2 separate regions of the Homo sapiens genome follow, and region 1 is linked to region 2. A link is a contact called in ENCODE Hi-C or POLR2A ChIA-PET data. All regions are on one chromosome and are shown on one strand. The core of a region is the stretch at or near the end of the contact, and the rest is flanking DNA. Distances in the headings are between cores, read along the strand shown.

Region 1 (4,757 bases), core at 2,040-4,539, 340 kb before region 2:
TGCCCTGGCCAGAACTTCCAGTAGTATATTGAATAGGAGTGGTGAGAGAGGGCATCCTTGTCTTGTGCCAGTTTTCAAAGGGAGTGCTTCCAGCTTTTGCCCATTCAGAATGATATTGGCTGTAGGTTTGTCATAAATAGCTTTTATTATTTTGAGATATGTTCCACCAATACCTAGTTTATTGAGAGTTTTTAGCATGAAGAGGTGTTGGATTTTACCAAAGGCCTTTTCTGCATCTATTGAGATAATCCTGTGGTTTTGGTCATTAGTTCTGTTTATATGATGGATTGTTTATTGAGTTGCTTATGTTGAACCAGCCTTGCATCCCAGTTATGAAGCCAACTTGATTGGGATGGGTAAGCTTTTTGATGTGCTGCTGGATTTGGTTTGCCAGTATTTTATTGAGGATTTTCAAATCAAAGTTCATCAAGGGTATTGGCAAATTTTCTTTTTTTGTTGTGTCTCTGCCAGGTTTTGGTATCAGGATGATGCTGGCCTCATAAAATGAGTTAGGGAGGATTCTCTCTTTTTCTATTGATTGGAATACTTTCAGAAGGAATGGTAGCAGCTCCTCCTTGTACCTCTGGTAGAATTCGGTTGTGAATCTATCTGTTCCTGGGCTTTCTTTGGGTTGCCAGGCTAATAATTACTGCCTTAATTTCAAAAAATGTTAAGGGCAGCCAGAGATAGGTCAGGTTACCTACAAAGGAAAGCCCATTAGACTAACATCAGATCTCTCTGCAGAAATCCTACAAGCCAGAAGAGAGTGGGGGCCATTATTCAACATTCTTGAAGAAAAGAATTTTCAACCCAGAATTTCATATCCAGCCGAACTAAGTTTCATAAGCAAAGGAGAAATAATATCTTTCATAGAGAAGCAAATGCTGAGAGATTTTTTCACCACCAGGCCTGCCTTACTAGAGCTCCTGAAGGAAGCACTAAATATGGAAAGGAAAAACTAGTACCAGCAACTGCAAAAACACACCAAATTGTGAAGACCATGGACACTATGAAGAAACTGCATCAACCAATGGGCAAAATAACCAGTTAGCATCATAATGACAGGATCAAATTCACACATAACATTGTGACCTGGAATTAATGTAGTGGGCTAAATGTAATGTAATGGGCTAAAAAATGTAAATGGGCTAAATGCCCCAATTAAAAGACACAGACTGGCAAATTGGATAAAGAGTCAAGAACCATTGGTGTGCTGTCTTTAGGAAACCCCTCTCATGTGCAAAGACACACATATGCTCAAAATAAAAGGATGGAGGAATATTTACTAAACAAATGGAAAGCAAAAAATTTGCAGGGGTTTCAATCCCAGTCTTTGACAAAAAAAGACTTTAAACCGACAAAGATCAAAAAAGACAAAGAAGAGCATTACATAATGGTAAAGTGGTCAATGCAACAAGAAGAGCTAACTTCCCTAAATATATATGCACCCAATACAGGAGCACACAGATTCATAAAGCAAGTTCTTAGATACCTACAAAGATACTTAGACTCCCACACAACAATAGCTGGAGTCTTTAACACCCCACTGTCAATCTTAGACAGATCAATGGACAGAAAATCAACAAGGATATTTCAGGACTTCAACTCAGCTCTGGACCAAGCAGACCTAACAGACATCTACAGAACTATCCACCCCAAATCAACAGAATATACATTCTTCTCAGCACCACATCACACTTATTCTAAAATTGACCACATAATTGGAAGTAAAACACTCCTTCAGCAAATGCAAAAGAATGGAAATCATAACAAACAGTCTCTCAGACCACAGTACAATCAAATTAGAACTCAGGATTAAGAAACTCACTCAAAACTGCACAACTACATGCAAACTGAACAACCTGCTCCTGAATGAATACTGGGTAAATAATGAAATTAAGGGAGAAATAAATAAGTTATTTGAAACCAATGAGAACAAAGATACAATGTACTAGAATCTCTGGGACACAGCTAAAGCAGTGTTTAGAGGGAAGTTTATAGCACTAAATGCCCACAGGAGAAAGCAGGAAATAACTTTTAGATATTTCGACACCCTAACCCCACAATTAAAACAACTAGAGAAGCAAGAGCAAACAAATTCAAAAGCTAGCAGAAGACAAGAAATAACTAAGATCAGATTAGAACTGAAGGAGATAGAGACGTGAAAAACTCTTCAAAAAAAAATGAATGAATCAGGGAGCTGGTTTTTTGAAAAGATTAACAAAATAGACCACTAGCCAGACTAATAAAGAAGAAAAGAGAGAAGAATCAAATAGACAGAATAAAAACGGATAAAGCAGATATCACCACTGATCCCAAAGAGATACAACCAACCATCAGAGAATACTATAAATACCTCTATGCAAATAAACTAGAAAATCTACAAGAAATGGATACATTCCTGGACCCATACCCCCTCCCAAGACTAAACCAGGAAGAAGGTGAATCCCTCTATTATAATTTTTATATTCTTCTTCCTCCAGGAAGTTTTCTTTGAATTCCAGACCTAACTACCATCTTCCCCTACAATCTCTTACAAACCAACTGTATGCTAACATTGATTCCTCATTGCAGAAAAGAACCAATAATAACAGTGGAGTAATACACAAGAGTGAACATTCTGTTCCATTCTTCCTTTCTCCCCTTTACTTACGGTCTCTTTCTTTTACTAGTATGAGGGGTAGCCAAATAGGATTTGTAAACAGGTCTCCTATTTTAGAAAGAGTGGTTCATTGTTTTTTATTTAGGTTCCAGAAATGGATGGAGCTATTTGATACTGCTAGAATTAATTCCAGGTCACAATTCACATTATGAAAGGAAAGATACACAGTTGGTTAAAACATAGCACATGCCATCTGAAAACACAGAGTATGCAGATAAGTCTGCATGTAAACCTGGAATTAACTGCCTGTTATTTCCAGATAAAACCTGTGAGGCCCTCACTGGCCAGCGTGTTAATGAGACCTTCCCTTCCCTGTGTCCACACCAAATGCTCATCTCATTGAAGATGCCTACTGTGCGCTAATGATTTCCTGCATTGACCTTTAACCCCATATGCCCCAAACTCCTCTAGAAATTTTTTAGAACTGCAATATTGAAGCTCTTTTAGGAAACCCCACACACTGCAGTTTGCTTCCTATGAAAGACTTCCTGTGGATGAGCCGGGGCACTGGCGTGCCCTATAGAGCATCCTCACACAAGGACAAAAACAACTGTGTGCTGAAACTTAGAATAACCTTTCCCCATGAGTCAGAATTGACTTACACAACTTAGACATTCTCCCTGGAACACGATCAAATGTCATCTTTCTCCTCCCGTTTCTCCTCAAGAGCTGGAAGGGTTAGAGGCAGCCTGTTTCTAACAAAAACACTACCATTTAGGGGTTTGGTGGTTAACGTTAAGTCTTGCCTTCAAAAGCTTACAGAACTATGGGGAAGTAAACTCAGAAATTTATAATTAAGTATGGCATCTACTGTAATATGCATTAAACACTATCAGGTTTTCCTTCTTGTAGGTTCCTCCAAACATTATGAAGCTGTCTTGATCACTCTTGCTTGGCTTTGGAGACAGTAACCAGGAAAAAGTATAGCTTCTCTTTATGAACCCTGCAATCCCTCAAAAGATGACCACTCCCCACCCACTCCCCCCCCGCCAACACACACACTTCATTAATTGTCTTGTGACAGGGCAGAGTGACAAATGATGTAATTCTGAAAGAGGCATATTTGTGTGGTGAGACACAGGGATTTCAGGGCAAAAGAGTCTCACGTTGAAGCCCTGGATCTAACACTTACTTTTTCTATAATGTTGGGTTTTATCTCTCTGCACCTCAGCTTTCTCTGTTGTAAAATAGGCATCATAAAAATTGCCTACCTCTTAAGGTGCTGTGTACATCAAATGAGTGAAAACACATGCTTGGGACAGTGCATGGCCTGTAATAAGTCCTACCTAATTGTTAGTGGACATTCTCAGTGGACTAAAGATAACAATCAAAGATGCACAGGGCAACATATGGCTTGCACCAGACTCTTTAGAAGGTCAAAGAAAGAGCATGACCCATGGTATTCAGCCTTTGCATTTGTAGCAATACCACCGGAGTGGAGCCTCTTCCACACACAGCTTCAACTACTTCCTCTAAATTGACAGTGCTATGTCAGGTCCAGATCACTGTCATGGTCTCCTGTCCAAGGCACATACTTTCTCACTTATCAGTGACCCCTGAACACTGGATAGAAACATCAAAAACTGAACCTGTCCCATGGCCCTTTCCTTCTTCTATATTCACAAATACTCCACATTGAGTAAAGGAAGTTTGGTCCTGTTTCAATGAGTGGTCTTTCCATCTGCCCTCATCCCACATGCCAGGAATCTGGATGAGGCTGTCAGACACATCTCCTCACTTTTCACATGCATTAGTCTTCCTAGCTCTGGGCCTAAACTGTCTCATGAATTCACCTCTCTCTAATTCTCCTCTCCCAGCAGAGCCTCAACAGTACCCTAAAGTTGATCTGCAATATCTGTTGTCAAATTTATCCTGTACAAACCAACTACATCCTCACTCTCCTGGCCTGCAGAGAGAACAATAAATGACCCAGTTTCAGTCAATTAGACATGCCTGCCTTGGACTTTTCATCGAGAGAGTGATAAAAAGAAGCTGACCTATGAAGCCCAACTGAGCAGAAACAAAGGGAAGAATATTTTCAGCCCAGACAAAGGTAGCTCACTAACTTATATGTGAAGATTATTCAAGCACATAC
Region 2 (4,473 bases), core at 928-3,427:
GCAGACAAAGATTGTCAATGTGAACCCAATCAAGAAATTAAATAGTGGGATGGGCCACACCCACTTGGAATAGAGTAGCCTCTTCCTGTTACAAATCTGTCTTACCAATTCAGTGTTGTCTTTCTGGAGATAGCCACACTATGGTCCATCCTACACGCAAGTTGTGAATATTTCTCTGAGAGGCTTAACCTCTCAGACCTGATGCTTCATGAGGGGTGCAGTCACCTCTCAGACCCAGCAAAGGAACAATTTTCCTTAGGAAACAAGTTTCCTAAATTTCTTTTATTTCCATGTCTAGTACTTTATTTCCAAAGTTATTCTTTTTTGCAATATTCAGTTGAAGGATCATCTCTTGCCTCAGTGTCAACAGTGAATTCGAAGGCTTGTGGCTAGGAGCACCTCAGTCGGGTGGCTGAGAATGTGTCTTAAGCAAGCAGCCCTGCTGGCCAGCTGGCCACAGCCCTGTTTCCCCACTCAGTGTGTGGCCCAGCAGGTGACTGACCCTCTGGGCACCTCAGCTATCACATACATAAAACAGGGATGAGAATGGCAGCTACCCACCGCATCCTGTGGTTTATGAGGATTTAGTGAATTAACACCTTGCCAACATTAGGAAAGGATGAATGGTTGCTGCATTGATGATAAAGATTGTTACCAACCTAACAGGCCACTGGATCAGAAGTAGACCATGAATTCTAATTCTTTTCCACGAATCAGGATTTACGCATAAAAACCTGACTACCAAAGGGAGAAAGTGGCAAGCAGAGGCAGGAGGACAAATGTGAGATTGCTGATTCCCAGACTGGGAAAATGGATTAGATTCTCCACCAACTTCTTCCATTGCATTACTTAAATTATTTAGTTCATTAAAAAGAACACGGCTGGGTGCGGTGGCTCATGCTTGTAATCCCAGCACTTTGGGAGGCCGAGGCAGGCGGATCACGGGGTCAAGAGATTGAGACCATCCTGGCCAACATGGTGAAACCCCGTCTCTATTAAAAATACAAAAATTAGCTGGGTGTGGTGGCACGCGCCTGTAGTCCCAGCTGCTCAGGAGGCTGAGTAAGGAGAATCACTTGAACCTGGGAGGCAGAGGTTGCAGTGAACCCAAGATGGCACCACTGCACTCCAACCTGGTGACAGAGTGAGACTCCATCTCAAAAATAAACAAACAAACAAACAAATAAATAAAAAGAACACTGTGCTCATGATGTATGAAGCTCCCTCCAAGGAAGAGACAGGTTCAGGAGTCACAGCTTGGCCCATTCCCACTGTTTGTGGGGACTGTGGGGGCCCACAGTGAGCACTGAGAACAGAGAAGGCTGAGCTTGGATTTGCCCCATGGTGTCCAGTGTTGATGCTGTGCTAGTACAGGGTCTCAAGGGAAGCAAACCAAGACACAGTCCTCTCCCCACTGGGGAGAATAGGACAATAAAGAAAAATTGCACATACCTGTTAGGTCACAGATGTGATGTGAGCCTACAAGAAAAGAACATAGTTCACCTGGAGCATTAACAGCGTCTAATCTTGTTGGAAACATCTAGTGAAAAGGCCAGAGTCTGGGGTAAAAAAGGGAGCAGGAGTTATTGTTGGCCCTAAAAGCTGAAGATGAATCAGGGTGCCTCATTAGAACACAACAGAGTGGAATAAATGTCGCATCCGTGAAGAGGCACAGAGGTGGGAGGTGAGGACAGGGCTGTGCCCATCCACTCCTAACCCTGTTGATGTGTGTTCGCATGGTGGAGAAGATTTCAGAGTCCCAGGCACCTCAGCTGAGCCTGGGTATAACAGGCAAACCCAGCCATTCAGTGACTGAGGAACTGTCTAGAAGAGATGTTTCTGAATAATAGTATGACGATGCTTTCCACACATTTTTTTTTCCCACAATGGAAAATGAACTTGTATTCCCACCTGCAGCATCACATTGCAGAGTCCACTCGGAAGTCTGGAGTGGGTGGGCGGGAGCAGTGCGTGCTGCGAACCTGGAAGCCAGAGCCCTGCATTATCCCGCGGGAGCTCTCCGGAGACTGTGCCTGTGAATGGGCTTTTGTTCCCGCTGCAGGCCCAGGTCCCAGCCATTCATGCCCTCAGCAAATGAGGAAAGGTGCGGAAGACCTGCCCTCGTGGATATGTCCTCACCACCTGCTGGCACAAAGGGCTCTTTCTAAAATCCTCTTACGTAAGAGGCTGTGTTGGCTCGGAGCGCTCCCAGACATTCACAGGAAGGTCAGATAACAAGAGCCACTCAGTCAATGGGGCTCTGATTGGGGAACAATGCCACTGGAATTGTGTTTGTTAGAGAACACTTTGAATGCGGCCTGGAGTCTCTTGTTCTGCTCCTGACAACATCCTTTCTCTGCTGCTGGGTGAAGCAGGTTGCCTTGTTCTGAGTGAGACCCAGTGGGTCTTTGTCCTGCAGCCTCATTTAGGAGCCCCAGATGCCCTCTTTTGTGAGCCCCCGAAGGCTGTTCTTACACACGTGGAGGCACATGGAGGGAGAATGAAGGCCTAGGAGGCTCCTTGTACAGCCTTGTGTGCTGGGCTCCTCCACCATGACTTGATGCCTAAGAACTTCTCCTCTGGGGCTCTCTTGATCTCTCCCTGTCTCTGTCTATCTGTCTCTTTATCTCTCTGCCTCTCTTTTCCTGTTTGTTTCTCTATCTCTACATCTCTCTCTCTCTCTATCTCTTTGACTATCTATCTCTCTGTCTTTTTATCTCTGTCTCTATCTCTTATCTCTCTGTGTCTCTCTGTCCGTCTCTCTGTCTCTATCTCTATCTCTTATCTCTCTCTGTCCTTATCTGTCTCCATGTCTTTATCTCTTATCTCTCTCTGTCTCTATCTGTCTCTCTTCTTTTTCATTCCCCTTTTCCCCAGGAAAGAATCTCTAGAAAATTTCTTGGAATCTCTCTCCAAGCAAAGGCCAAGAAACCCTTCCCTGGGCCCTGGAAGAAAATGTACTCTGGCTGTGCAAGTCCCAGCTCTAGTAGTGCCCTGGGCTGGTGTCCTGCAGGAAAGGGTTAGCTCAGATGGTAAAGAGCAAAGAAGAATGTGCTTGATAGAAGAGTGGAACTGAATCCTCCTCACACCACTTACTGGGTGAGCCCCAGTTTCTTTATTTATGGGATGGAAATCAAATCACCACAGGATATTCATGAGAGTTACCTTACATCTTAAGGTGAAATGCTATGTGTAATGAAGTTTCAACATTATTAGCAACCAGGACCAAGAAGTCCTCAAAACAAAATTAATCATGCTTAGAAATTCAGCACTGAAGGAAGAGTACAGTATCCTGGAACTATTGGTCCACATAATTAAAAAAAAAAAAAAAAGATGTAGGCTTTTCCCTGTAAAATGAAAAAACAACTTCTGAGAATATTGGTTGAGCACAATCTTTGGGTCAGCCTATATCAGAGACCCAACTCTCAGGCCAAGGGGCAGCTCAGGTGCAGAGAGCCAGCAGTACACAGGGCAGCACATGTGCTAGGCACCTGGAAGGAAAGGGGTCACAGGCTAGAGACTCAGAGAGATCATGCAGAGAATGAGATGGAGTCTATGGAGGAGGAAATGCAGTCTCAGCTTTGGACACAAGAAACTGTGCCTGAACAGGGAAGGACAAGGCTGCAGAAGAGAAGAGGATGCCCAGGAAAAGCATGTTACAGGCCTAGTGGAACGACAACCAAAGGAAGGACAGAGGGAGGGACTAGGTCTCACAGGGTCCACAGCAGCCCATTGTCTGGAGGGATGCACCACATCCATCTGGGATCCTGTGCTGGGGACAGGATCTGCCCAGAGGTCTCATTTCTGCTCTGGCCCCAGTACATCTGGATATAGCTTTTCACCCACCAGTGGTTGGAAGTTGCCTGGTGTCAATGGTAATACACAGGCAGAAACAATTCTGATCACCAAATCCCATTATCCTGTTTTATTTTAATGTTCTCGCTATGTATATGATGGCAGGAAAATAATCAGAAAAAAAAATCAGCTGATGGGCTTTCTGAATCCAGCTCACCGTTTGATTTTCTTCTAATGTAAGCAATGGCATTAAACAGTGTCTGCTCATCTCCGACCTGGTCATTAAAGACCATAGCTGGAGCCATGTGACCTACCCGTTCTAAGCCATATTAACTAATGATTTCTATTTGCTAGGGGTAGACAGTCTCCTTGATGGTAGCTCAGCTATCCTTTGGGGCTGATTTTTGGTTTGCTTAGCTAGTTTTCCTTCCACAAAAGAGATACAGCCCCTAATGTCTTGGAAGCTGGACACTCAAGGCTGCCTAGGGCCATAGATGTATTAACCATTGACGTCTGGGGCTTTGCTGACCCCAAGGGACTGCCACTCTCAGGGTTAGCCAATTCCTAGAGATAGTAAATAACTCACCCAGAAATGTACTTTTTTTTTTTTTTTTTTGAGATGGAGTCTCACTGTCACCCAGACTAAAGTGCCGTGGCGCCATCTCAGCTCACTGCAAC

What was found. Hi-C counts contacts between places; a loop is a spot of excess contacts on that map. ChIA-PET counts read pairs that join two places held with the same protein, here RNA polymerase II (POLR2A).
Region 1: a map of Calu3 shows a loop between it and region 2 (2.7-fold over the local background). The contact joins two enhancer-like sites. A Hi-C loop is called at or near these places in 1 of 168 maps with a recorded cell type or tissue (Calu3). POLR2A ChIA-PET finds 5 or more read pairs at or near these places in 1 of 52 experiments (Caco-2).

Annotation. Positions count from the first base shown.
Region 1 is chr7:46,557,888-46,562,644 of GRCh38, reverse strand. No RefSeq gene overlaps it. Among named protein-coding and RNA genes, the nearest start is that of IGFBP3, 640 kb to the right of the region's middle. Within about 2 kb of position 3,289, at least 3 of the 41 ENCODE cell types and tissues checked have a DNase peak (open chromatin) inside an H3K27ac peak, as active enhancers do.
Region 2 is chr7:46,213,840-46,218,312 of GRCh38, reverse strand. No RefSeq gene overlaps it. Among named protein-coding and RNA genes, the nearest start is that of IGFBP3, 290 kb to the right of the region's middle. RefSeq lists enhancers at 1,968-2,262, 2,061-2,562. Within about 2 kb of position 2,177, at least 6 of the 41 ENCODE cell types and tissues checked have a DNase peak (open chromatin) inside an H3K27ac peak, as active enhancers do.